Regions from separate parts of the Homo sapiens genome. Here region 1 is linked to region 2. A link is a loop called in an ENCODE intact Hi-C map of the cell type or tissue named here. Cell type or tissue: K562. All regions are shown on one strand.

Region 1 (2,500 bases), 470 kb before region 2:
CAGACCTTAATTATACAGATCAACGTACAAAATCACAGAAAGACACTGCTATCTGCCCACAAAACATGACAATATATACAAAAACCTGAGTGTAACTAGCCGTGAAGAATGACAGAAAATCTAGCAGAATCCTTAAACCGGTTTATTTGGTATCAGTAATTTCCATGGAGCATATTTGGAAAGTCAGACCCAAAATAAAAACTTATGCTTTATTAATTTATTCTTTATATGTTTATTCCTATACCCCACGGACACACTGTATTATATAATACTTCAGATATGAAAATAGTTGCAGAAAGATGAAAAACACTGCAGCTGGAAATCACCCCTAAAAGAGAAATGCGTGTTTTTGCCAGTAGTCTTCTGGTGAGAATATAATTTATAAATAAGACCAAATTTTCTACTGGTTGATAAATTCCCAGGAATATTAATTGTATCTAATCTTGTTGAGAGTGGGGAAATAAGGAGATTTGTTGAAATAAGGAAACTTGAGAGAAATTTTAAAAAGACAATGATAGTGGTTGACACCAGGCTAAAAAGATCTATGTTACTGATTTCCCACACTGCAGTTCTGATATTCCCTTTCCCTCCCTCCCTCCCTCCCTCTCTCCCTCCTTCCCTTCCTTCCTTCCTCCCTTCCTTCCTTCTTACCTTCCTTCTTCCTTCCTTCCAGAAAGAAAAGATAAATAGGACTATTACAAAAAGAAGGAAAAAATGGAGGAGTAGAGATAGAAATGGCAGGAAAGTCGGAAAATATTTTTAAAAGAAAAGTAGGAGAAAGAAAGAAAAAAAGAGAAGAAAGGAAGGGAGGAAGGTTGGTCTTAAATCTAATTGAGTCCAGAGAAAATAAGAGGAGAAAGTCCAAATTTTGAAAAGTATTTTATAAATGACATTAAAAATATAGTTTTCCCAGCCAGTAAATTGTGCAAGATTATATTAATTTTATATCTAGTATTCTTATTTTTCTGCCACCTTCTTTGCAATCAAATGTATAAATCTGCACGTATCTCTGGTCCTCTGATAACATTGTTTACTATTATCATTGTGGTTGCTGTTATTAACAATTATGCCTTGATACATGATTATCCCTGGAAGTGGAAATTTTCATTTATACCACAACTTAAAGTTCCCTTTGCAGATAGTTACTTTAAAAATTTAAGTGTTCCAGCCTGATCCATTAAGACCTCTTTCTGTCAGGAAATATTTCTGCAATAGTGAGGTATCAAATATCAGCTTAATATGTTCAGCTGTAGCCTGTTGCTTAGCTGTTAGACAAGAGCCTCTGATCACTCTCCGTATCTATGACACATTTAATGAGAAACTCGCCTCCAACAGAGAGCTCTATCATATCAACTAAAGGGAAGAGAGTTTTAATCTGCAAGTATTTAGGGCCCTGTGGGGCATGTCTAGAATTACAGCCAACTCAAATTTCTTCTATCAACCAGTAATTACTTTGCTCAGAGTCTCCTGGGAAAGATCCCATTTTCTACACTGGGGATGGAGGGACTAGAGCAGAAGTAGACACCCCTTCCCATCCTCTTTTCTGACACATACATTGTCAATAGGAAGTCAGATACATAAGGATAATGTTCCCAAAACATTCACACAAGGCAAACTGAATCTCTTGGGTAAATTTTACATCTGAATTTATGAGATGTTGCAATAGTGCAGATTTAGGTCATCAATTACCAATGGATGTATCCCCTTTCCCACATCAATGCTTTAGCACTCACCAATAATTTATTAAGATATCATGGTTATCAGATAAGATAAAGCCTCTTATCTCTTTTCCATGCAGGCTCATCTTACTGGCTTTGAGTTAAGAAAAATGAATTTTAAAATACATAAAAATAAAATAATAGGAAGTACTATATTTAGAGTTGTGAAATATACAAAAGCCAAAGGAAAAAAATGTATCGATAGTATGCTTAATTTACAGTGTAAATCAAAATATCTCTTTAATATAATGAGTAAAAATAAAGTAATACTACATTACTTAATTGTAGAAAGTAACACTATATTAATAAAATAATAAAAGTAGTAAAGTAATAAAAATAACACTATATTACTTAATTGTAGAAAAAATCATATGAAATGTGTATTGTATATATAAATATATATACAAACACATACATACACACATACCTATATACAACCACACAGACACACACACATATACATATATATATACATATGTGTGTGTGTGTGTATATATATATATACACACACAGTGAGACAGAAAGTAAGACAAGAAGTTGGGTAGTCTGAGTGAATATTAATATAATTAATCTAAATTCTCATGTATATAGCAGGTAATTAATAAATCCAGTTTGAACAGAATGAATCACCACATTTTTAAATAAACCCATCATAAGGTAATGTATAATTAAGTGCCAGAATATACATCTAGAAGATTTCATAGTGAATGTATTCAGGGAATAGAACTGGAGATTAGGTTGGCTGGGATTAAGGATGGTTGATATTAACTGTACCCTTTCAG
Region 2 (2,500 bases):
GTCTCCTCTTTCACCCCCACATGCAATTCAACTTTTCCAATTAATTATTGGGGCCGTTCCTCTTAATACACCTCCTCCCAACTTAATTATATTATCCACTCTGCCCTGATTATAAAAAGAGCCTTCCAACTTACCTCCCTGCCTCCAAACCTAGTCTATTCCAAACCACCTTCCACACCACTGCCATCTAAACAGCAAAACTGGACACCTGGGGCTCCTGCTGAGCAAGTTAGGAGTGATTCCCATAGCTTTCCAGATAAAGTGAGAACTAGTAACTCCACAGTATGCAGACAAGGCCCTTCACAGTGTTCCTCTAACTCAACTTTCCAGCCCAGCTTCAGTTTCCTTCTTCATCACCAATCACCACCAGCACCACCACAACACACACGTGCACATACACACACACGTACACACTCACACACATTTTTTTCCTGGTAAAGTAATTCCCCTTGCCTTGCTTAAGTGAAGAGTAGGAGGCAGGAACTGAGGAGTCCTGTCCTGGGACAAAGGATAGGCAAAGCTTGGAACGGGTCTCACAGGCTTGAAGAAATTCCTCTGTGTAGGAACAAGGTCCAGGAACCGGGCTACTGTGATCTGGAAAAGGTGTACACTAGAAGACCTCTCCAAGCAGCCAAGCTGACTGATCAAGTCCCGGCTTCCTTATGCAATGAGCCTTCTGTGCCTGTCTCTGCGGACCCTCCCGTTGCCTAACCTCCCTGGGCTGAGCCTGCTACACTCACCACCAGTGCTTCCCCAGCGCATGGAGGCCGCCCAATTATAGCTTCTCTGGGGCCCCTCAGGAGTGTGTAGAGTGATGGAGAGTGAACGAGTCGGGTCTCCCTGGCACTGACGCTCTGCTCAGACGCCCAAGGAAAGCTGAGCCCTGACTCCTACCCAAAGGGACTGAGCTCTATCACTATCCCTCTGAGCCCAGCTCAAGAGACTAGAGGGAGGCTGTGTCGCGGGGTGGAAAGGAGAAGAGGAATAACGGGGCTGGAAGAGAGGACCTGCTGGAATGGAGGGGTGGGCACTCAGCAGAAAGCACGCAGGGATACCAGCGCTCCGAACACACTAACTACCCAAGGGGATCGAAGCTGTGTCAGGGACTCTCGCTTCTTCATGCTGCCACCTTGTGGTCGCACAGGGGATCTTCAGCCTCGTGGCCGTCCCTGAGCAATGGCTCTGAGGATGATGCCTTTAAGAACCAAGGACCCAACTGACTCTAGCATCTGAGCTCTTTCCACTACTCTGCGCTGCCCCTTAGCTCTCCCTCTCACCCTCTCAAGCCCACCCTTTCTTCCTTGGGTCGCTAATCATAGATGTCCTGTCCCTCCAGAAATGAGACCGTGTGGCATGTTTGTTTGAACATGGGGCTCTAGAAGGAAACAGACTTGGGTCCGCCCATTTATTAATAGTATGACTACTATAAGCATTTAGTGTGAAAGCATTTAATGTGAAAAACGAAATGAGATACTAGCAAGTCTCCAGTGAATGTTTGTGTTCATTATTACTAGTCAAAACAAATGGAAGAGCCAAGGACGTAGGAAATCCAGTAGACAGTGCCACAAAAGAGACAGGAAAAAATATATTGACAAGGAAGATTGGTCAGCAGTTCAGAAAGCTGCCGAGAGATCAAGCAGTGAAAAGACTGAAATCAAAGGTCACTGGCTACCTGGATAACAGGGTGGGGGATGGAATCTTGAGTGAAGCAGTGTGAGGAGTGTGTTAGGAAGAGATGAAGAGAGTCGATGTAGACAACCCTTTTAAGATATTTGTACGTGAACAGAGGAGTGAAATGGACAATATTGGGAGGATTTATAGCTCCACAGAGATTTTAAAATGTGTATTTTGGAACTAGAAGAGACTAAATGTCAACAGGATGGAGTTGGCAGAGAGACTCCTTGTCCTTTACTCCTCACATTACTGGTAGCTATGGCCCAGGAAGATAATCTGTCTTCCCCCTCTATATAGTAACTATGAGTAATCTTACTTTGTCCAGTAGCTTTCATCACCCAAGCAGGCCAGACCAATCTCCTAAACTCCAAATATGGTAAAGTCTATTGGACATAGGTGTCCTTCAGGCACCTCAAACTCAACACCTAACTCATCATTTCTAAGCTCATTGATTTCATTATCAACTAAGCTCATCATCTCTGCTCTTCAATCCGGACCCCGCTCCCTGTCTGTTTTATGTTCCCTGTCATATAAATCACTCTGTTGGCCATGTCAAAAATTTAGAAATCATCATCCCTGCCTTCTCCCCATCTCTCTCTCACCTTCCTCTCCAACCACATCCAATCAGTCACCAAGTTCTGTTCATTTTATCTACTAGATATCTATTTTGTGAGTCTGATTATCTTTCTCCATCTTTTTTGCCTTTTCTTCATTCCAAGCCAAGACAGTCTTTTGCCTAGATCATCAGAATAACTTGTTCACTGGTCAGACTCACAGAAGAACTTCCCTACCAATCTGTTGTCTATGCTGTGGCCAGTGTGATCTT

The links. A loop is a pair of places that touch in the nucleus more often than their neighbours do. Peaks named below come from ENCODE experiments on the same cell type or tissue, not always from the same donor. Only the 100,000 strongest peaks of a DNase experiment are listed, where the experiment ranks them.
Region 1: it touches region 2 in a loop (3-fold over the local background); 3 of 110 quality-filtered maps call a loop at or near these places.

The regions. Positions count from the first base shown.
Region 1 is chr11:5,101,313-5,103,812 of GRCh38, reverse strand. No RefSeq gene overlaps it. Among named protein-coding and RNA genes, the nearest start is that of OR52A5, 36 kb to the left of the region's middle. In K562, no CTCF peak of the experiment used is centred here; no DNase peak of the experiment used is centred here.
Region 2 is chr11:4,635,707-4,638,206 of GRCh38, reverse strand. It overlaps OR51D1 (olfactory receptor family 51 subfamily D member 1), which reads right to left and starts at 730. Exons shown (of 2, transcript NM_001004751.3): 1 at 454-730. In K562, a CTCF peak has its summit at 1,133 (motif pointing left); a DNase peak (open chromatin) is centred at 1,106; H3K27me3 peaks cover 642 bases.